Linked DNA regions of Mus musculus: regions 2 and 3 are each linked to region 1. Evidence: chromatin loops called from intact Hi-C (ENCODE). Cell type or tissue: heart. All regions are shown on one strand.

What was found. Hi-C counts contacts between places; a loop is a spot of excess contacts. Peaks named below come from ENCODE experiments on the same cell type or tissue, not always from the same donor. Only the 100,000 strongest peaks of a DNase experiment are listed, where the experiment ranks them.
Region 2: a loop joins it to region 1, with 2.3 times the contacts of the local background. A loop is called at or near these places in 11 of 42 quality-filtered maps.
Region 3: a loop joins it to region 1, with 2.6 times the contacts of the local background. A loop is called at or near these places in 7 of 42 quality-filtered maps.

What each region holds. Positions count from the first base shown.
Region 1 is chr11:80,039,069-80,047,068 of GRCm38, forward strand. Crlf3 (cytokine receptor-like factor 3) reads right to left here. Exons shown (of 8, transcript NM_018776.2): 8 at 7,425-8,000. Among named protein-coding and RNA genes, the nearest start is that of Crlf3, 38 kb to the right of the region's middle. In heart, a CTCF peak has its summit at 3,984 (motif pointing right); no DNase peak of the experiment used is centred here.
Region 2 is chr11:80,138,970-80,146,969 of GRCm38, forward strand. Tefm (transcription elongation factor, mitochondrial) reads right to left here and starts at 3,184. Exons shown (of 4, transcript NM_183275.2): 1 at 3,108-3,184; 2 at 897-1,354. The coding sequence starts at 3,150. In heart, no CTCF peak of the experiment used is centred here; DNase peaks (open chromatin) are centred at 3,132 and 7,112; H3K4me3 peaks cover 2,165 bases; H3K27ac peaks cover 1,827 bases.
Region 3 is chr11:80,205,250-80,213,249 of GRCm38, forward strand. Rhot1 (ras homolog family member T1) reads left to right here and starts at 3,802. Exons shown (of 19, transcript NM_021536.8): 1 at 3,802-4,074. The coding sequence starts at 3,999. In heart, CTCF peaks have their summits at 3,718 and 4,407 (motif pointing right); a DNase peak (open chromatin) is centred at 3,792; H3K4me3 peaks cover 2,315 bases; H3K27ac peaks cover 1,135 bases.

The DNA.
Region 1 (8,000 bases):
CAGAAAGGGCATTTGAGATGGCTCAGTGGGTAAAGGTGTTTGCTGCTGAGCCTGGTAATGTGAGTTCCATCTCCAGGGCCCACTTTTAACCCCTCTGGCCTCTACAGAGATGATATCACATACATATGGGCAAGCAGAGTGAGCACCCACCATTTACAGACACAGGCAATGACTGGAGTCACAGGGCCACATACAAGAAATTGAGAAATTCACAGAGGCTGGAAGAAGCTGGGATGCCTCTCTAGGTCTTCTCATCTCTCACACCAACCTCCAGCGTATCAGAGGCTCAATCTGCCTGCCTTCATTCCTTCCAAGGTACCAGGCCAGAACTGAGAAGGACAACAACACAGACTTGTCTTTAAAGATTTATTTATTTATTATATGTAAGTACACTGTAGCTGTCCTCAGACACTCCAGAAGAGGGCGTCAGATCTTGTTACAGATGGTTGTGAGCCACCATGTGGTTGCTGGGATTTGAACTCTGGACCTTCGGAAGAGCAGTCGGGTGCTCTTACCCACTGAGCCATCTCACCAGCCCGTTTTGTTTGTTTTGATACAGGGTTTTTCAGTGTAGCCCTGCTGTCCTGGAAATCACTCTTTAGACCAGGCTGTCTTGGAACTCACAGAAATCCAGCTGCCTCTGCCTCACAAGTGCTGGGATTAAAGATGTGCACCACCATTATCTGGCCAATATATATTTTAAATTTTGAGTTTGCGTATGTATGTATGTATGTGCTGTAGACAGAGGTCAGATCCCCTGGAACAGGAGTTACAGAGAATTGTTGGCTCCCACGTGGGTGCTGGGAACTAAACCCAGGTCTTCAGCAAGAGTAGCCAGTGCTCTTAGCCACCGAGCCATCTGTCCGACATCATAATATATCTCTAAAGATGAGACGTTCATGGTCAACTAGCAACATCATGCACAGCCTCAGGTCACTTAATGTCAGTTGACAGCCAATTCTCTATGGTTGCTTTTAAAAAAACCTGTTTTCTTTTAATTTATTTTATTTTTGAGACAGGGTGTCTCTGTGGCGTCCTAGCTGTCCTGGAACTCACTATGTAGACCAGGCTGGTCTTGAACTCAGAAATCCACCTGCCTCTGCCTCCGGAGTGCTCGGATTACAGGTATGTGCCACCACTACCCGCAAATGTTTTCTTTTACTTTAAGTTTTGTTTTTGGTTTTTCGAGACAGAGTTTCTCTGTGTAGCCCTGGCTGTCCTGGAACTCACTTTGTAGACCAGGCTGGCCTCGAACTCAGAAATTTGCCCGCCTCTGCCTCCCAAGTGCTGGGATTAAAGGCGTGCACCATCACCCAACTTACTTTAAGATTTTTAATCATTCGAAAAAAACAGAAAAAAATTTTAATCATATGTGGTAACATACATGTATGTGTTAGCATACATGTATGTGTTATATGGTAGCATACATGTATGTGTTATATGGTAGCATACATGTATGTGTTATATGGTAGCATACATGTAAGTGTTATATGGTAGCATACATGTACGTGTTATATGGTAGCATACATGTATGATGTATGATAAATGTATGATGTGTAGACATGTGTTTACAGAAGTTAGAAATGGTCCAAGGGGACCCTTGGAGCTGGAGTTACAGACAGCTGCTGAGCTGTAGCTTCAGTTATAATGTTTTTTTTTTAACTTTAATTTTTATTTCATGTGTATGGGTGCCTTGCCTACATATATGTCTGTGTGCTATATACATGCCTAGCTCCCCAAACAGGCCAGATAATGGTGACTGATCCCTGGAACCTAGAGTTACAGACAGTTGTGAGTCACTATGTCAGTGTTGGGAATTGAACCCAGGTCCTCAGGAAGAGTAGCCAGTGCTCTTAACTGCTGCACCATCTTCCAGCCCCCTAATTAACAACAAAAAACCCACAAACAAAACAAACAAATAATCAAACAAAAAACACTTAACTGTGCTCAATAGCTCTGTCAGAATGGTATTGAAGACATTCAAGTAGAGAGGACCGTTAAAAAAAAAAAGATGCCCAGGCAGTGGCTCACACCTTTGATCCCAGCACTTGGGAGGCAGAGGCAGATGAATTTCTGAGTTCAAAGCCAGCCTGGTCTACAGAGTGAGTTCCAGGACAGCCAGGGCTTCACAGAGAAACCCTGTCTCAGGTAGGGGAAAAAAACGATGGGTCTGAAAAGATGGCTCAGCGGTTAAGAGCACTGACTGCTCTTCCAAAGTTCCTGAGTTTAATTCCCAGCAACCACATGGTGGCTCACAACCATCTGTAATGGGATCTGATGCCCTCTTTTGGTGTGACTGAAGTCAGCTACAGTGTACTCACATAAATAAATCTTAAAAGAATGATTTATTTCCATCTTATGTGCATTGGTGTTTTGCCTGCACACATGCCTACATAAAGGTGCATCAAATCTTGGCCTTCTAGACTGCTTCCAGTTGCCATGTTAAGTGCTGGTATTTGAACCTGGGTCCTGTGGAAGAACAGTCAGTGCCCTCAACTGCTCAGCCCTATCTCCAGCCCTAGCTGAAATACTTTGTATGACAGTGAGGCTTACACACAGCCCTTTGCTATACTAGAGGTCTGTACTGCTGAATGACAGCCCAGCTCAGAAGCAGACAACCTAGAGTGACAACCTAGAAGATTGGCACCTTAGTCCAGAATCCAGTACCCATCATGGTGTGATGCAGCAGATGCCTAAGAGCGTGAGTACTTTAGTTGTGGTCTACTGAAGTGTCAACAAAGCTACACCCAGCAAGAGGAAGCTGCCTTCAGCCCCAGCTGTGGGCCACTGAAGAGTGCCTTTAGGATCCTTTTAGAATCCTCTCTAGGAATAGGCAGGCCTTCCCTTCCCTAACACCTCTCTGTTGCAGGACTATCATCAGCTACAAGGTCTAATACGTGGGGGCTGGAGAGACAGCTCAAAGGCTAAGGATGTTGGCCGCACAACCCTTGACTGGAGTGTGGATCTCAGCATCCACATAAGCCCTGTGTGACCTCCTATGCCTGTAACCCCAGGACCGTGAGAGATCAGTGGAGCTTCAGGTTCAGGGAGGGAATCTGCCTCAAAGGAACAAGGCAGAGAACGATAGAGTCCATCCAGGGGCTGGAGAGGTGACTCGGTGGTTCAGAGCACTGGCTGCTCTTCCAGAGGACCTGGGTTCAATCACCCACATGGCACCTCACAACTGTCTATAACTCCAGTTCCAGGGGATTCAACACTCTCAAACCAACGCAAGAGAGAGCCCATCCAATCTGCTCACGTCACAGATTTAGTATGGTCTAGAGCCTTATCATTTAAAGTATCCATTGACTTATATTTGTATCCATGTAAACGTGTGTGCACGTGTATATGCGTGTAGAAAAAGGTGGACATTAAGGAGTCTTTCTCAACTATGCCACCTGCTTTTTGAGGTATGATCGCTAGCTGATCCAAGCTTCCTGGCTTGGGTTCACTGACTGTCTGAGGAAATCTAGGTATCCTTTCTGTCCCCGCCACGCTTGGCCTTTACACAGATGCTGAACATTAAACTCAGCTCCTCACACTGGAATGGCAAGTAGCCAGGGTGGCTCAGCCGGACTGTGGCTTTCTGAAGATGTGATCATTCAGTCTTGTTTTCTTCCAGATTTGATTTGCTGTTTGCTGTGGTCATGGTAACCATGACCTTAACAGCTTTTCTGTGTGTGTGTACAGAGTGAAATCATGTGTGCTCACACATCTCTATGTGTGCACATTGAGGTCATAGGACAGCCTCCGTGTCAGTCCCACCATATACCTTGCTAGGGACTTGGTCTTCTTGCTTCTCTGCTGGGTACATTGGGCAGGCTGGCCCTGGAGGAGCCCTGGCTAACATGTTTGCAGTACAGTTGGCTTTTACATCAGTTTCTGAGATCTGAATCCTAATAAGTCACTGAAGCTCCCGGTAGCCTGTTTTTACTTTTAATTGTGTGCATTGGCACGTTTGTGAATGCAGATACCCACAGAGGCCAGAAGAGGGCAGTGGATCTCCGGGAGCTGGAGTTACAGCTGGAGTTAACTGACTTGCCTGAGGTGAACTGAGCCCACGTCTTCTGCAAGAGCATTTTGTTTTGTTTTTGTTTTTGGTGGGGTTTTTATTTATTTATTTGCTTTTTTTTTTTTTTTCGAGACAGGGTTTCTTTGTGTAGCCCTGGCTGTCCCTCGAACTCAGAAATCTTTCTGCCTCTGCCTTCCAAATGCTGGGATTAAAGGCATGTGCCACCACTGCCCGGCCCCGCAAGAGCAATTTAAGGTGCTCTTAACTAGAATCACCTTACTAGTCCCTGTATTTTTTGAGACAGGGCCTCACTGTTTGGCCTGTGTTGGGCAGGAAATTCTAGATTCCCTTGCCTTGACCTCCGACTTGCTGGGACCCTGGCATACACCAGCAACCAGCTCTAGGGGTAGCCCGAGCACTGGAGACACCCATGGGGCCTCATGCTCAATCAACACTGGTGGGAAGTCCCCTAAATTTTACTATTTCCAAACTACTCCGCGGTGCTTTCCAGGGAGCATCTGCTGACGATTTGGGGTTCCTCCTGTTCTCATGTCTGCTCATCTTCAGTTTCCTCTTCCTGCGGAGACACGAAGATCACACAGGTCTTGCAGCAATTATGGTTCCTCTCTAACAACTTGGATTTGTGACTCACGGGAATCCCCTGCCACAGACTTTCAGTGTCACCTATATAATTTTACATCTATGTAGTCACTCTATTTCATTTATTTGTGTATATGCACATGTGTAGAGGTCAGAGGACAATTCCGGGGAGCCCATTCTCTCCTCTCACCATGTAGGTCCCATGGATGGAACTTAGGGTGCCAGGCAGGCTTAGTGGCAAGTGTTTTCCTTTACCTGTTTGGATTTTTTTGGGGGCGGTGGGGGGCCTCTCTTACTCTCCCCTCACGGAGTAGCATTCCAGGCTTGCTCCCGTCTTGTTCCTCTCCCAGGAATGTTCCCCAGATTGACCTTATCTGATCCTCCACCTTCATCTACCTGAGTGCTGGGATTACAGGCTTGCTCCTGTCATTCTGGTTCATGAAGTACTGGGAATCAAACCCAGGGCTTCACAGATGCCAGGCAAGCACTCTAGCAATCAAGCTACACCCTACACCTTAGTTCCTCGTCCTCCTCATGCTCCTGGAACTCTCTTTGTAGATCAGGTTGGTCTCAAACTCAGAGATCCGCCAGTCCATGCCTTCCAATGCTGGGATCAAAGCTGTGCACCACTGCACCTGGCTAGCTCTTCTTACTATGTGAGATTCTGAGATATCAAAAGCTCCAAGTAATCACTACAAACTCCCTAGAGTCCATATCTAGAACATTTTACCTAGGCGAATGAAAATACGAAGATCTGTAAAGACAAACTCATTAAGTATAAAGAGCTGAGTACACAGAGAATGAAGACAGGGGCCATTCACAGGAAAACCTCTCATTCACACAGAACGACAAAGAGAAACAGGAAGCCCAGAGAAGAGAGCAGATTTTCTTATGTAGAACAGGGTGTCTTCTAAGTTCTAATTCTGGTGGCAGTGCACCCACCACACTTGGCCCAGAGTTTGTCAAACTAACTGCATTTTGCTGATGCCCTCCTTAAAGAAGTACAACTACAATGTAAATAAGCATCGCATCTCACTTCAGTATGAACAGACTGGACTATGACTGCTCCAGTTTGAAGCCATCAGTCAGCCAGATTATAAAGCCAGCTTGATCCTCTCTAGGGACAATTTCCATCAATTCACAGAGACCCAGGAAGAGGGAATCACAACCGAGGAACTGTCTTGATCCTGACAAATGTAGGAGGGCTCAGCCCACTATGAGCTGTGAGATCCTGGCTGTATAAGAAAGGTGGCTAGCCGGGCGTGGTGGCGCACTCCTTTAATCCCAGCACTCAGGAGACAGAGGCAGGCGGATTTCTGAGTTCAAGGCCAGCCTGGTCTACAGAGTGAGCTCCAGGACAGCCAGAGCTACACAGAGAAACCCTGTCTCAAAAAACCAACCAACCAAAAACCCCAAAAAAACAAAACAAAGAAAAATTAAAAAAATTTTTTTTCATTCAAATTTAGTTTTGCATACAGGCAATAAGTTTAAATTTAAGATGCAATTGTTTCTCAGGAGGCAGAGGCAGGCAGATTTCTGAGTTCGAGGCCAGCCTAGTCTACAGAGTGAGTTCCAGGACAGCCAGAGCTATACAGAGAAACCCTGTCTCGAAAAACCAAAAGAAAAAAAAAAGATGCAATTGTTTTTAGAAAGTAAAAAATCAGGGATGGGGGCCCTCACACCTTTTAATTCCAGCACTCTGGAGGCAGAGGCATGCAGTTCTCTGCATTCCAGGCCAGCCTGGTCTATGGAGCCAGTTCTAGGACAGCTAGGACTACATAGAGAAACCCTGTCTCAACAGAAAGAAAAGAAGAGAAGAGGAGAGGGAGAGGGAGAGGGGGAGGGAGGGAAGGAGAGAGAGAGAAAGAGAGAGAGAGAGAGAGAGAGAATGAATCAAGAGCCAGGAAGATCTCTAAATTCAAGGCCAGCCTAGTCTATATACTGAGTTCCAGGCTAGTCAGGGGTACATAGAGACCACAAAAAAAAAATCCCACACATTAAACATACATTTAATAAAGAGAGAGATGAAGACATGTGGAGAAAAATGCTTCATCTCCATGTATATATTATAACATGTATTTACATATTTATATATAAAATGTGTATTATTTATATATTTATATAACATATATTACTTAGATATTATAACATGTATTAGCCATGTGTTTACGTGTAAGGCACCATGCTGGGTGTGAGATGAGATACAGGATGTAAACAACAGATAAGCAGCCTTTTCAAGTTATAATAACAGCTAAGAAAGATGCCTGGAACCAGAAAAAAACTTTTCTTTTCTTTTCTTTTTTTTCCAAGACAGGGTTTCTCTGTGTAGCCCTGGATGCCTTTAATCCCAGCACTCGGGAGGCAGAGGCAGGCAGATTTCTGAGTTCGAGGCCAGCCTGGTCTACAAAGTGAGTTCCAGGACAGCCAGAGCTATACAGAGAAACCCTATCTCCAAAAACCAAAAACCAAAAACCAAAAAAAAAGAAAGAAAAAAATCAACTACAGATAATCGCAATGTTTTCCGAAGAAACTGTTTTACGAGTGTGCAGTGTGCAAACAGAAAATCCCAAATAGAATAAGGTAGATGAAGATATTTGATTGATTGATTAATTGATTGATTGACTTTTTGAGACAGGGTTTCTCTGTACAGCCCTGGCTGTCCTGGAACTCACTCTGTAGACCAGGCTGGCCTCGAACTCAGAAATCCGCCTGCCTCTGCCTCCCCAGTGCTGGCTTTTATTTTCTATTAAATTTCTAATGAAAAGTATATTAAGATTGGATTCATTATACTCACAAAAAACCACAAAATACATTCTGTTAATTTTTCATTTTTTATTTTGTTTCATAAGGCTGGATACGGCACTCTAGAACCTCTAACATGAGAAGGGCACTTACTTATACATAAAACGGGAGGAAAAGTCATGATTGTCGAAAGGGAACATGAATCCCCAAATAAATTATCTTACAAAAATACCACACTTGCTTTTCCACTTTTTTTTTTTACTATTGATAAAAAACAAACAAAAATTCACATTAAAAATTATATGTATGCTGGTATAACAAGACCACGATTTTTTTACATATTAAGTAAGTCAAATAAATATTTTACAGAAATTTAAGTTTAAAAAAAATAGGTCAAGTATTTATCCTTTATTTCCTTGGTCCACTAAAAGACCAGTTCTCAACCTGACATCACACTGACTATAACACTGCACACAGCCCGTGTGCACGGCTGAGGAAAGATGCATGGGGCCTGCTGTGCACACGTGACCTGCTAACACTGCTGTGTTCTTCCAAAAGTAGCTTCACCTTGAGGAATGCAGACCTCTGCCCTCTCTGTGTCACACTCCAGTAAAAAGATGCTAACACTGGCTGTCACAGATGCTGG
Region 2 (8,000 bases), 100 kb after region 1:
TCTGATTCACTGTGCATGAACACTACTACTAAACCGTTTGCACACAGCCATTCATGGTCAACTGATTGTTTTTAATTCTTAGAACTGTTTTTGATGTGTGGTGTTTTTAATTCTTAGAACTGTTTTTGATGTGTGGATGTGTGTGTGGTATATGTGCATGTGCTGTACAGGTGTCTGGGTGAGTGTATGCATAGGGAGCCAGCAAACAAGACTGAGACCATCCAGGTTAAGAGTTAAGCCAAGTTGAGCCAGCCTGGACAACAGAATAAGACCCTGCCTCAAAAAATAAAAAATAAAAATAGGGGCCAGTTAGAAAGCTCAGCAGGAACCAAGTGGTGGTGGCCCAGTCCATCGATGCCAGCACTCGGAAGCCAAAGGCACGGTGACAATAAGGACTAAAGTGATTATAATAAAAACGAAGCCTTGTGTAGAGATACTTAGTCATTCCCGTTTCCTATACAGAAACTCTTCTTCCCGCTAGCCTAATCCCTCTCTTCCAAGTTGAGCAAACTTTCCCCAAGTCCTTCCTTACAAGGATTCCCTCTGGTCACCTGGCAATTATCAGTACCTTTTATTTTGTGCAACAATCACCCAGTAATATGAGTATATCTAGACTTCTAAAGGATCTTATTTTGGGTCGGTGAGATGAATCAGAGGGTTAGAGCACTTGCAACCAAGCCCACCAAAAACCCACACAGCACAAAGAAAGAACTGACTCTTGAAAGTTTTCTTGATTAGGAGAGAGAGAGAGACAGAAAAGAGAGCACGTGCGCGAGCGCGCACACACACACACACTTAGAAATAAAACAAAAACCTCGTCTCTCACCCACCACTGGGAACGGTGCTTTGCTTTCCAGAGTAAGTTCCCAAAGGGTGGTGGTCAGGGGAGACTGTACCTTAAGTCTCTCTTGCTCTACACCTGGCTTGATGAACTTTCTCAGCAGCCACTTCTCCTGTGACTTTTTCCTCCGTCTGTTCTCCGGACAGAGAATGGAGTTACAAACTTCAACAGCAGTTTTATATTGGATCAAGGGCACGTCTATCAAATTCTCCAACCTCTGAAACGGCCCAAACTTCTTTCTGTGTTCTACAATATTGACGGACTTCCTTCCTCGAAGCAACCTGAAAGCTTCCAGTTCTTTATCAGAAGCTGTATTCAGCACTTGTAAGATAGAAGCCTGCTGCTCCAGGGAGAAGAGCCTGTCCAATGGATTCCCGGGCTCCTTTCCATCTGTATCACAAGCAGCAACACTGGCAACACGTTTCTCAGGTGCAGTGGATTTCCTCACAGAGCAGGTGTTATTTAGGACTGGAGGCAGGGATGAGTACTCTGGGACTGGAAACCATCTCCTCCCTAAAAGGGAAACTTGACTTATAATGTTCTCCTTGACAGTTAATACCCAAGCTTGTGCAGTTATACAGACTTGCACACAGACCATATTATCACAGAGAATTGTCTTTAAGAGGAGTGTAGAGCTGGTTGTAGTTGTGCACACCTTTAATCCCAGCACTGGGGAGGCAGAAGCAGGAGGATCTCTGAGTTCAAGGGCAGCCTGGTCTACAGAGGAAGTTCGGGACAACCAGGACTGCACAGTGAAACTCTGTATTGAAAAACAAACAAAACATAAAGAGTAGTTTTACAATAATTACAGTTATCTATCTTTGAGGGTTTGTTTGGTTTTTGGTTGGTTGGTTGGTTGGTTTTGATCATTGGTAGGGTTGGGTTTGTTTGTGGGGTTTTTGTTGTTGTTTTCTTTTTTGAGACAGGATGTCACTGGATAGTCTTCATACTCAAATTCAGTATGAAGACCAGGATGGCCTTGACTTCATAGTAATTCAGCTGCACCAGGATAGCCAGTACTACACAGAGGCGCTGTCTCAAGGAAGAAGCTGTAGTTGCCTGGCACTGTAACTCCGTATGTACAACCTCAGCACCTGAGGGGCAGTCCATACAAGATTCAGATTCCAAGAGTTTTATGACAGTCTGGACTACCTGAGACCTCATCTCCAAAAATTTAATTAATTAAAATAAAGAAATTGTAGTCTTCTCGGGATAAGTAGAGTCCACCTTTAATACCAGCATTTGAGCCAGGCAGTGGTGGCACGTGCCTTTAATCCCAGCACTTGGGAGGCAAAGACAGGTCGATTTCTTAGTTCAAGGCCAGTCTGGTCTACAAAGTGAGTTCCAGGACAGCCAGGGCTACTCAGAGAAACCCTGATTCAAAAAAACCAAACAAACAAACAAAACCAGCATTTGGGAGGCAAAACCAGGCAGACCTCTGAGAGTTCATGGCCAGACTGGTCTAGTACAGTGTTCCAGGCAATGAGACTGTTTGCTAAAGTAAAAACAATCAAAAAAGTTAAGGGCCAGTTAGATAGGACCTAGTTTCTGGCAAGGCCTTGGTTTCTATACCTAGAACCACTTAATTTTAATTAAAATTATTTCAAATGTCTGCTACTTATGGCATTTATAATATTATGAGGATTTTTTGTATCGCCTCTTATGATTGATCTCCAGTTCCATTTTTTACTAGTTTATCATCTGATGGAACTAAAGGAAATTAAACTTTATACGTTTATAATAAATGTTTTAGCTGGTCAGGAGTGGTGTTCCTCACTTGCAATCCTAGCATTTAGGAGATGGAAGCAGGAAGATCAGGATTTAGCTACATAGTGAGTTGCAGGCCAGCTTGGGCAACATGGAGCTCTGACTGGGGCAAGCGGGGGCTGGTGATATTAACTAAGTGGTGGGGACGGTTTATTTTGTTCTGCATGGTTCTCAATATTGCTAACAAGGCTGTATTTTTGCAAGCAGTCTACATTGTGCAATGGATAACTTTATAAGACAGTGTAAAGTCATCCTCCCAGCGCGGCCACAGGAAGACGACACAGCCAGAGGCTAAGCGAGCTACTCCGGCCCGGGAAGGGGCGCACGCGCGTGGACCCCGGGCCATTAAAGCGGACGGGCTCCGGGGCTGGGGGACATGAACGCCCCTCAGCTCCGCTACAGCTCCACGCTGGACAACCGGACACAGGGCAGAAGAGAACCACTCCCGGTTACAGGCTAGTGACTGGAAAGCAATCCACCTCGTGCTCAGGAACCCTACCTCCGGCCTTGATGAGGCAAGCAAGGTTTGTCCTCCAAGCCATCGCCAGGCTCTTTCCCACGCCTGTGTTCCTCCTCAACTTCCGGTTTCGTGTGCTCCAACAAAAAGTGCTCGGCCGGGGCTGGGCAGAAGGGTTCCGGCGAAAGCGACAGTCTCAGGGAAATGCCAACGGAGTTCCTAGTAATTGATGGCTGATGGTCTCTGGAGAAAGTGTGGCCGTTCGGGATCGCCGAGATGCATAGGAGTAGACTAGGTTTAATCCTGTTTTGGGGCGAGTCTCCTCTGGGTTCCCAGACACACAGCAGACAGTGGGGAGCCTATATGCACACATGTAACCCTGTCCGGAGTTGAGAGGAGGAGTATCTGGGAGAGATGCACGGGATAAGGCCAATGTATGAGGTCGCTTTGACGCTGGGCACTTTTGACTGTTTGAAAAGGATGGGGGGAGGTGAGTCTGGAGCCACATTTGATCCTTGGAATGCGAAGTGGAACAGTTGAAAAAGTCGGGCAGGTTGCTTGTTTTTTAGTTGCAAAGTCAGATTAGAGGGGCTTTCTAGAAAAAAAGAAAATTGGTCATTTGCAGCCAATGTGAGGCTGGACTGTAGAAGAACCTGAGGACAAGAAAGAGGAATCGGAAAGTTATTGTGATATGTTTTATAAAACAATTGTTGTGTTTTATGGAGCGCGGTATGGTGTGGTGAGGTGCCCATCCTGAGGCATCCCCTCCTCTCCGAGGTACCCAGCTCCAGTATGGCATAGAGTTTATTGGGGGGGGGGGGAGTTAAGAAGGGAGTAGAGGCAGGGAAAGGGGGGAGAGAGAGAGAGAGAGAGAGAGAGAGAGAGAGAACACGAACGAACTGGTGGCCCAGTACACGTTGAAGAGGACGGGGAGGGAGAAGAGGAGAGAGGGGAAAAGGGGTCAGAGAGAAAAGAGTCAGAGAGGGCAAGCAGTTCCTTTTAGAGCAAAGCCAGGCCTACCTGGCTGTTGCCAGGTAACTTGGGCGGGGCGTAGGAGGAATGACAACAGATTTTCTTGCCAAGGCAGAGTGAACTGTGGGGAATGAAACCTGGGCTAAGGAAGAAGAGTGGAAAAGGGTCTAGTAATGGGTTTGTGGTTATATTAGACGTCGTAGCTAACCTATAATGCCCACACTTAGGAGCATGAGGAGAATTGTGAGTTTGAGTCCAGTCTAGGCTATGTAATGAGTTTGAGGCCACCCTAGACTACAAAAATGACTCTGTCTCAAAAGGCATCAACAACAAAAGCTATTCACAGGCTCAGCCGTTCAGAGTACTTGTTGCTCTTGTGGAGGATCCGGCTTTGGTTCACAACATCCACATGGTGGCTGACAACCATCTATAATTCTGGTTCCGGGGATGTCCAATAACCTCTTCTGACCTCCACAGGCACCAGGCACAGACTTGGCACACAGACATACATGTAGGCAAAACACTCATATACACAAATTAATAAGTCTAAAATAAAAGTTATTCTTAAGAGAGCCTGGGGGCTGGAGAGATGGCTCAGCGGTTAAGAGCACTGACTGCTCTTCTGGAGGTTCTGAGTTCAAATCCCAGCAACCACATGGTGGCTCACAACCATCTGTAATGGCATCTGATGCCCTCTTCTGGTGTGTCTCTGAAGACAGCGACAGTGTACTTACATATAATAAATAAATAAATAAATATTTGAGAGAGAGAGAGAGAGAGAGAGAGAAAGAGTGCCTGGTGTGGTAACACATTCCTGTACTCAAGCATGAATTCCAGGTCAGCCTGGGCTGTCATAGTAAGACCTAGTCTTAAAAAAAAAAAAAAAGGGTTAGTTAGGGAAACTCATGGAAATTCTATGAATCTTAATGATGTCTCCAGAATGTAAGGATCTAACAAAAATAAAGACAATTTTAAAATCTTCCAAATTTTTTTTTCTTTTTAGGTTTTTTGAGACAGGGTTTCTCTGTGTGTAGCCCTGGCTGTCCTGGAACTCACTCTGTAGACCAGGCTGGCCTCGAACTCAGAAATTCACCTGCCTCTGCCTCCCAAGTGTTGGGATTAAAGGCGTGCGCCACCACACCCTGCTCAAAATTTTTTAAAACACAAAATTTTATACAGAATTCTTTCATTGAGTACCACAGAGATGCTGAAATGGACCATGGGAAATTTATTCCCTCACACTTCAGGAGTGCAGACACCTGTGACCAGAGTGTCAGGAGGGTTGGTTCCTTCTGAGGACTGCAGGAAATGCATGCTTCTCTCTGACCTTCAGATGACTACCTCCTCCACATATGTGTCACTCTGCTGTCACTAGGCATTCACACGGACATCTCATGAGAACAGCAGCCATGTTGGAGTGGCCACAGATCCAGTCCTGTGTAATCTCATTTTGGGAGAAGGAAGTGTTTTTGAGATAGGCTCTTATGATGTTGCCCAGGATACCCTTGAACTTCTGGGCTCAAGGTCTCCTCTCCTCTCAGCCACCTAAGACAGTGGAGCTATGTCCCAGGTCACTTGTCAGTCTTATTCTTTTGACTGTGTAGTGCTGGGACTTGAATCCAGAGCCTCATGTGTGTTAGGCAAGAGCTACCCATTCCTCAGCCTCCGTGTCATTTCAACTAATGACATTGCCAGTGACCTTCTTTTCAAATAAGGCTGCCTACTGAGGTACTGGGAGTTCCGATTCAATATATCTGTTTTGAAGGATGTAATTGAACCGTTACCTCTCAGAAAATAGTAAGTTCTGGAGTGAAAAGGCAGTCATTTCTTTCTGAATTGGAAGCTTTAAAAAGAAAGAAAGAAAAAAGATTTGGGGGCTGGAGAGATGGCTTGGAGGTTGGAAGCACTGACTGCTCTTCCAGAGGTCCTGAATTCAAGTCTCAGCAACCACATGGTGGCTCACAACCATCTGTAATGGGATCTGATGCCCTCTTCTGGTGTGTCTGAAGACAGAGATGGTGTACTCATATACATAAAATAAATAACTCTTTTAAAAAATATTTATTTTTTAAATTCTTTTAAAATTATGAATGTGTATGCGTGTTGGGTAGGGTGAGGGGTGACCGAAAGTGCAGGCGTCTGAGGAGGCCATAGGACCCCTTGACGTTAGAGCTGTCCAGGAGTCACTGATGTGGATGCTGGGAATAAACTCCGGTCCGCTGCAAGAGCAGTGCTACCTTTGAACTGAGCCACCTCTCCAGCATTTACCTTGAAGTTTTACAATTTCAAATCCATTTATGTATTTGTGACGAGGTTGTGCAGCTGTACACGCACATGCATGATGGTCTGAGGACAATTGACCGGATATGGGTCTTACCTGCTACCACGTGAGTTCCAGGAATCAAACTCAGGTCATCTGGCTTGGTGGCAAGACCCTTTCCTCAGTAAGCCATCTCACCAGCCTATGTAAAAAATAAAATGCCCCCAGGCAGTGGTGGCACTTGCCTTTAATCCCAACACTTGAGAGGCAGAAACAGGTGGATCTCTATGAGTCTGAGGCCAACCTCGTTTATAGAGCTAATTTCAGGACAGCCAGGGCTACACACAGAAACTCTGTCTTCCCAAATGAAAAAACAAAAAACCAAAAACAACAACAACAACAAACTTCATTCTAACGTGACCACTGTCCTCAGGAGATGTCTGTGTGAATGCCTAGTGACAGCAGAGTGACACATCTGTATGTATGACCTGAAGGTCAGAGAGAAGCATGAAATCCATTTCCTGCAGAGTCCTCAGAAGGAACCAACCCCCCTGACACTCTGGTCGCAGGTGTCTGCACTCCTGAAGTGTGAGGGAATAAATTTCCCATGGTTCATTTCAGCAGCTCTGTGGCACTCATGCCTGAAACAAACCCTTCGGAGCCCTCGGGGTGCCTTTGAGATATGGTACAGTTCAGGAAAACACAACTGAGTTCTTGCTAGCTGCCAAAGCAGGGAGTTTCCCCTGAGCCTCAGGTTCCTCATTTGTAAGTTGGAGGCGGCAGTAGCTGCCTCACAGGACTTGGGACACCGAGTAAAGTGAACATATGTACAACATACGCTCTGTGGGTGCTGGTTTTCCCATCAGAGCGTCGTCTGTTCTTCAGAGTTGATGATTAATAGCTTTGACAGGAAACGTCCTCCTCAGAGCCTCCATTCAGAACTGCACTTTGACCAGAGACTGGAGGTGGCAAGGAAAGTGACAGGCTAGTCATCGTGGGTCACTGCAAACCAGAACCAGGGTGCTCAGAATGAAAGTGGTCATCTTCCTCCTGAAATCAGCTGCTTCTCCTTTCCCTGTTTCTTTTTCCAGATAAATGTCCTTGAAACAAATTAATTTTGTTTGTAGAGATATTTTTTTAAAGATTTATTTTATTTTATTTTATTACATGTGAGTACACTGTAGCTGTCTTCAGACACTCCGGAAGAGGGCGTCAGATCTTGTTATGAATGGTTGTGAGCCACCATGTGGTTGCTGGGATTTGAACTCAGGACCTTCAGAAGAGCAGTCGGTGCTCTTAACCACTGAGCCATCTCACTAGCCCAAGATATTTTTTTTAGTCAGTCCTCCATAGTTAGATACGGTGGTGCACATCTATAACCATAATGCTCTGGAGGCTGAGGTAGGCGGATGGAGGCCAAAGGCATCCTGACCTAATTAATGGTAAGACTCTGGCTAGGGTGGGTGTAGCTCTGGCCTAACATATATGAGGCTCTGGATTCAAGTCCCAACACTGCACAATCAAAAGAATGAAGATGTCAGAGGACCTGGCCCCAGGTCTAAAAAGAGAAAAACCAAACAGGGCTGGCAAGATGGCTCAGCAGATAAAAGCACTTGCTGCTAATTCTGACAGCCTATGTTAGCCCTTAGAACCCATGTGGCAGACTTGACCCAAGTTATTATTCTCTGACCTTTACACATGCA
Region 3 (8,000 bases), 170 kb after region 1:
CTTCTTTCTCCTTTAACAAAGTGCTGGCCTTGATTTGTATTCATCCATAAATATCGCCAGGTGAAATTGCTTGCTAATGAGCTGGACAGATGGCTCAGCGGTTAAAAGCACTGGCTGCTCTTCCAGAGGTCCTGAGTTCAAGTCCCAGCAACCACGTGGTGGCTCAAAACTATCTGTAATGGAATCTAATGTCCTCTTCTGGCATGCAGGAATACATGCAGATAGAGCACTCATATATAAAATAAGTAATAAATCTTTTTTTTCCATTTTTATTAGGTAAAGTAATAAATCTTAAAAAAAAAAAAAACAGCAATTGCTTGCTGTTGCTTCCTTCCTGGGGGTCTGGATTTTTGTTGTTTTATTTGAGACAATATGGACGCCAGGCTGACCTTAAACTCACAAGCCTCCAGCTTCAGCCTCTTGAGTGCTGTGATTACACACATTCAGCTTGGATTGTTATTTTACTTTATTTTACTTTATTTTATTTTATTTTATTTTATTTTATGTGTGTGGGTTCTTTTGGCTGTGTACTATGTGCATGTTCAGTGCCTTCAGAGGCCAGAAGGCACTACATCACCTGAAACTGGAGCTACAGACCACTGTGAGCAACCATGTGGATGCTGGGAGTCAAACTTGGGTCTTTGCAAGAACAGCCAGTGCTTTTAGCTGCTGATCCATCTCTCTGGCCCGTCTGCTTGGATTTTAAAGTAAGTGTTATTTACAAAGTGCTTCTTCATAGTAACATCTCTGATGTCTTCCCAGATCTTTTTCTCCTTAGATCCCTGCCTAGCAGACTTTTTCCCTTGATAAAAATGTCAAAGCTTTTAGATAGCACACATCTACAATACCATGAAGGCTTCCCTCTCCTGTGGGAGCCCTGCAAAATTTGAATTAATGCTGCTCTCAAATGCAGCGGTGCATCGAGCTCCTTGGGTCATGACCCACTACAGAGTGTGGCTTGAGGTGGCAGTTGCCCAAATGCTTGCTCTTTTTCAAAAGGCCTTTGTGATTAATGATCTGGTCTTTGTGTAACTTTTTTTTTTTTTAAAGAAAAGTTTTGGGCCTTGGAAAATGGCTTAGTGGGTAAAGAAGTAAAGACTTGAGTTCAGATTCTCAGCACCTACATAAAAAGTGCCACGTGTGTGTGCTGACGGTGGAGGGTGCAGGGGTGTAGAGACAGGCAAATCCTGAGTGGCTTGCTGGCCAGGCGGTTTAGCCGTATCAGTGAGTTCTAGCTTTAGTGAGAGACCCTCTCTCAAGCAAAACCAAGGTGGACAGTGATGGAGGAAGGCTTCTGACTTCCAATAGCATGAGAAGGGGTATGTGTTTGCATTAAACACACACACACACATGCACCACACACTAAATAAACACATCTTTTTTTTTTGGTTTTTGTTTTTCAAGAGATGGATTCTCTGTGTAGCCCTGGCTGTCCTAGAACTTGCTCTATAGATCATGCTGGTCTTAACCTCACAGAGATCTGCCAGCCCCTGTCTGTTGAGTGCTGAGATTAATGGCATGGGAGATATCCCCAGCTAAAATTCTGTATGATACATTATTCAGATACAAAGCACAATCTCTGACTTACTGTGATTTGACTATTTATTTATTATTGCTGACCTGTTTTGAGTCAAGGTCTCTTTATGTAGTCTTGGCTGGGATGGAACTATTTTTTTTTCTTTTTTAAAAACATTTTTATTTATTTTATGTATGAGTGCTCTACCTGTATATACACTTGCATGCCAGAAGAAGGCATCAGACCCTGGTATAGATGGTTGTGAAACACCATGTGGTTGCTGGGAGTTGAACTCAGGACCTTTGGAAGAGCAGGCAGTGCTCTTAACCATTGAACCATCTCTCCCAGACCCTGGAGTAGAACTCTTTTAAGAAATCAGCCTGTCTCTGCCTCCTGAGTACTGGGATTAAAGGCACCTGTCACCACTTCCAGCTATATTAAAAAAGAAATCTATAGTAGTGTCAATTGTTTCTCTATCTTTTGGCTAAAATGTATCATAGTGCCAAAGTGATAACATGGTTAATAGAATTGTATTTCACAATTTTTGATGCCTTTCTGGGCTAGTAATAGGCAGGACAGCAGCAGCAAGTGTCTCTCAGCTGTGTGATCAGGAAGATAAACTACTGTGTTATTTAAATGTGGTGCTTGGAAGGTTACTAGATTACTAGATTTCTGTTTATAGTGGGTTTATCTGGTGGTGATTCCATCAGAAAATAGTGGAACATTTAAATATTACTTCATGAGGTTGCTCCAAATATTTATGCAAGGAAGGGTCTGACATCTTCATTTGGTAGAGAAGAAACAGGCAGAGGGGCCATGAGTCCTCTAGAGTCCTGTAATCTTCTTTGCAGCTACCGTCCTAGGGACATCTCCCTGTGAACAAGAGGTGTGCCTTCACCCCCTGTTGTATCACGGAGTGGGGTTTTGTTGCTTGTTTGAGACAGGGTTTCATTGGGTAACTCAGGTTGGCTCTCAACTAGTGGTCCTGCTTCAACCTCTTGAATACTGGGATGGTTTATATCACCACACCAGCTTTCCCAGGCACTTTTTAAGAAAGGGTTTCCTTCTATTTCTGTCTGTCTGTTTTTTTGTTTGTTTGTTTGTTTTTTGAGACAGGATTTCTCTGTATAGCCCTGGCTGTCCTGGAACTCACTTTGTAGACCAGGCTGGCCTCGAACTCAGAAATCTCCTGCCTTTGCCTCCCAAGTGCTGGAATTAAAGACGTGTGCCACCACCGCCTGGTGGGCATGAAATATCTATGTGTGGATAAGAATAGCTTTGATGGCTTAATCTTCTTGCCACCACCACTTTCAGGTTTGAAATACCATGGCTCCTTAGGTCTCACCCTAAAGCCCAGGCTGGCCTCAGATTCATGGCAATCCTTCTACTTCATCTTCCCAGATGCTGGGATTACAGGCATGAGCTATCACGCCCTACTTTTTTTTTTTTTTTTTTTTTTTGGTTTTTCGAGACAGGGTTCCTCTGTGTAGCCCTGGCTGTCCTGGAACTCACTTTGTAGACCAGTCTGGCCTCGAACTCAGAAATCTGCCTGCCTCTGCCTCCCCGGTGCAGGGATCAAAGGCGTGCGCCACCATGAAAAAAAAGCCCGGTTGTCGGCCTTTTTTTTTTTTTAAGCAATTTCTTGGGCTGTGATATAGTCTCGGGTAAAAGTGCTTTCTGTTCAGGCCTGATGACCTGAGTTTGACCCCTGGATCCAAAGTGCCTCTAAGAGCTGGCTTGTGCCATAATGTCAGCCAAGTACCAATTCTTGAGGACTGTCCTCTGACCGCCACATACTCACCATGGAAGATACTCAAACGCACGTGTCATACACAAATATACAGAATAATACATTTTGAGGGGGGGAAAACAGGTGATGGGCTCTGGGGAGTGTTCACACCCTGGGAGCCAGTAACCTTGTTCAATAAAGCATTTTTGAAAGGTAAGTCCAACAGTGTGAACACAGCTGAAAACCAGGTAGGCAGGTCTCTTGCCCTCCTGGACATTATCGTTTAGTGAAGAAATCTCCGATTCACGACCAAGCTCCTGCTGCGTGACCCTGGACTCTTCTGTTCTTGTTCTGTAAAACAAGTGGGCTCTGACTGTTCTGACCAAGGAATCTGTCACTTACATCCTCTGGCAGTGTTCAGACTGTGGCAGGCAAACCTCCGGGGTTTTGCGCTACCGTCTGCCTTCCTGCAGGGGCGCTGTTCAAGATACGAGAGCGTTGAGGTTCCGAAAGCTCTTGTCCCTCGCCGCCCGCCGTCGTCCTCGCCGCCGCCGCCGCCCGCGTCCGCGGAGCCGGAGGAGGCGGAGCTGGCTTGCCCCGGCTCCCAAGCGGAGCGGTAGAGGAGGAGTCGGTGCGGCAGGTCCTGGCGGCCGAGATTCGGGCGCAGAGGCCGCTAAGGCTGGCAGGGAGCGGCGGTATCGCGGGGAGAGCGGCGCCACGGGCTGGACGCTCCCGGCGTGAGGCGTGCGCTCCATGCGTGCGGGCCGAGTGCGGCCCCTGCGAGCCTCCGACATGAAGAAAGACGTGAGGATCCTGCTGGTGGGAGAACGTGAGTCCGCGCCCTGCCCGGCCTCGCAGCCCGGGTGCCCTCTCCAAGCCTGCCAGCCCCTTTGCTCTTCCCTACCGTGGCCCTCTGCTCCTCGCAGGCCTTGTCCCCCTTCAGTCCCTAACGCCCGGTCCTCTCGCTGCGAAAGCTGTCGCCGTCGCCACCACCTCCTCGAGTTCTTTCCTCTTGGGCCTCAGCGTTTGTCGGGCCACCTCCCGTCCGACCCTCTGGTCGCCTGTCAGTCACTCATTGCCAGGCAGATGTTGGAACAGGCAGACTGAGCACTTGGGACTGCGGGAACCGGCTGGCGGGGGACACTAGGGGGAGGAGGAGTGCAGAAGTAGTCGACTTGGGAGCAAGGTCAGGTCTCTGGAATTTTTTTTTTTTTTTTTTTTCACTTGCTGCCTTCACTGCTACTGTGCATGGGCATTAAGAGAGAGCGTTGGCTTGCTTGAGTAAGTAGCTCAGTAGTAGAATTCTAGCATGCATAAAAACCTGGATTCAGTCTCCAGCACCAAGAAGAAAAAAAAGAGCTTAAGATAGCGGGATTTTTTAAAAATTAGATTTTTTTTTTTTTTTTTTTGCCGTACTTGTGTCGAACAAACTCCTTCAAGTTAATAATATGAGTATTGAGTGAACGATACTTAACTAGGGAGGGATCTTTAGATGGGGCGATTGTTACCCTAAAAGTCTTAATTTTCGCTCCTTGTTAGACATTCCATAGTTCTGTAGTAGTTCTTTTAATAAGAGCAGGCATATAGGGCTTCCGAACAGGCACATGTTCCCATGCTCTTTAAAGATAGATCTCACTTTTTTCCTGGTAAAGAAGACAAAACAACAAAAACAACGCTTTTGCTGGCTGATAGGAATGCAGTATAGAGCAGGGATTTCTGATCTTACTGCGAGGTACATGACTTAATCATGGCAACTAAGTTAAAAAGAGGGGTTCATTAGTTCATGTTTTGCCATTGCTGATTTGAAGCATTCTATTATAAACCACTCAATTATATCTTTAAGTAGCCTCTCTAGGTCGCTGTGATACATTCCTAAGGAGGAAAGTGTACATATTAAGAAAAAAAAAACAATTTTGGGGGGGTGGGGTAGGGTGTGCTCTTAGGGCCCAGACAGAGCAAGTCAGATCCCTCGGAGCTAGAGTTACAGGTGGTTTGAGCCACCAGACTTGGGTTTTCTGCTTTTAACCACTGCAGCCCCAAGTCTGCTGGCCTCAGAAAGGGGCGGGAGGGGAGGAAACGACTGTGGACTGTTGATCCGTGTAGCTGTAGCAGCTTTTGGGAGAACTCTAGTCAAAATTGGGAACTAAGCTCCCGTGAAGCATAGTTTGCTTTTTTATTTTCAGTTATGGGTTTTTGGCCTTATTTATAATGGTATCTTACTCTTTCTTTTGCATCAAGTTCTCTAACAGTAAAGGAAGACATTATTTAAGGCATGGTTGGTGCTGATACATTTGGGGGAAAATTAGGGAAAGTGAGCAGGTGACCCCTTAATTGTATTTTCTAAAAGTCTAATGCTTTTTAAAACTCAATTTGTAAAAAAGATATTTTGGATTTGGTGTTCAATATAGGAACCGATGATACAGCATTAGTGTATAGACTGAGTAGAAATGCTATACATGCTGGGCGTGGTGACGCATGCCTTAATTCCCAGCACTGGGGGGGTGGGGAGGGGGGCGGGCTACAAAGTGAGTACCAGGACAGCCGGGGCTACACAGAGAACCCTGTCTCGAAAAAAAAAAAAAAAAAAAAAAAAAAGAAGTGCTGTACATATGTCAGATTCAGTGGCACCGTAGGACATTTTACATTAACTTTAACAGTATTACTTAGGAATATGCAGAAGTTTAAAATTTGTTAGAAAAAGTATGTCATGTAGTCCTGAAAGCCAGCTAGAGAATCGGAACAACTCTGTGTGGGTTTTCTGACCACAGGGAGCAAGTTATAAGAGAAAGCCTTAGCTTTTGAAGGAGACCCTGCTTTTTCCTAAGAGGATGGTGCCAACCATGTGGTTGGCACACATCTGTGAGCCATTACTCAGGAGTCTGAAGTAGGAGGATGGTTAATCAAAAATTTTCAAGGACTAGCGTGTGTAGCTTAGTGGTAGGGCACTTGCCTTACATGTAAGAACTTCTGCTCAATCTACAGTATAGCGTAGATATAGGGTAAGGTTGGCATCAAAGCGTTAGGCCATCTACTACTATTAAGAAAGCAAACTATAAGCCGGGCGTGGTAGCACACACCTTTAATCCCAGCACTTGGGAGGCAGAGGCAGGTGGATTTCTGAGTTCGAGGCCAGCCTGGTCTACAGAGTGAGTTCCAGGACAGCTAGCATGGTTTCACAGAGAAACCCTATTTTGAAAAAGCCCAACCAAACAACTAAACAACTAAATAAACCGTATCACATGTATATATTTTCCATCCCCTTCTTCTTTTTTCCCCTCTCTACCCTTTTCTCATTAAGGTAAAATACTAAGTTTGCTAGGCTGCCTGGGAAGTGGTTGTATAGTGACCTGGAACTTTTGGTCCTCCAGCTGTACCTCAAAGGCCAGGATTGCTGGTTTGTCCCACCCTGCTTAGTTTTTGTGGTGCTTTGTATCAAGGCTTAGTGCTTGCTAGGTAGCACTCCACCAAGTGAGCTCCTCAGCTCTTATACAAATGCTTTCACAGTTTGAAATGTTAGAAGTATAGTTATACTTAATTGAAGTATAGGATATCAGTTATTTTAATGAGTAGTATTTGGTAGGTAAATCCTTTTTTTTTTCCCCTTCAGTTTTTCAAAAATGGTTTCTCCGTATAGCCCTGGCTGTCCTGGTATCCTGGAACTCATTCTGTAGACCAGGCTGCCCTCGAATTCAGATCTGCCTGCCTGTCTCCCAAGTGCTGAGACTAAAGGTGTGCACTACCACCCAGCCTGAGCTTTACTTCTTACGCACGCGTGCGTGCATGTGTGCGTGTGTGTAGGTGTAGGTGTGTAGGTCTGAGGAGAGCTTGTGGGAGTTTGTTCTTTTCGACCATGTGGGTTCTGGGGATTGGACTTTGGTAGTCAGGCTTTGAGGTAAATGCCTTCACCTGCTGAGCAGTCACACAGGCCCTACTTTTTGAGTTAATGTAAATACTTGTCAGCCTTTAGCCTAGCTGTAGCATTTTAAATCCTAGATTTAGGGCTTACACTTGTAATCCTAGCACTCAAGTGGGGAGCCAGGGGGGAGGAGATCACCACAGGTTCAAGGCCAATTTGGCTTATCTTAGTGAGTTCTGGCAAGTCTAGGCTACATAGTGAGATACTATCTTCAAACACAAGTACACACACACACAAAGATTTTAAAATTAAATGACTAAATGGTATGTAAGTGTGTGTCAGAGACTATTTTAAAATATATCTGGCTCATTATCTATTCTTCTGATATTAGACAAAAGTTATTTTGATTTGAGGTTTTGTGTTTTGTTTTGTTTTTTAAAAGAATTATTTATCTTATGAGTAGAATACACTGTTGCTGTCTTAAGACACACCAGAAGAGGGCATTGGATCCCATTAGAGATGGTTGTGAGCCACCATGTGGTTGCTGGGAATTGAACTGAAGACCTCTGGAAGAGCAGTCGGTGCTCTTAACTGCTGAGCTATTGCTCCAGCTCGTGATTTGAGTTCTTAATATGCTTATTTAAACATCTAGTTTTCATTTGCTTTCAGATGGTTGCAGGTGGGGGAGGCAGAGAGAAGGAACAGCCATCCATTCTGGTATGGTGAATTTCAAGTCTATTCTTCTGGGTCATTCTGTTATTTTGTGTTTCTGTCAGTGTCCTCCCTGAGCCAGGCAGGGCCACTTCATTCATTGACTCTGAAGTGGTGATTGGTTTCCGTGTTGTATTAGCTCAGTCATCTTGCTCTACCGGTGCAGTGAAAGGATGTCTTCTTGGACC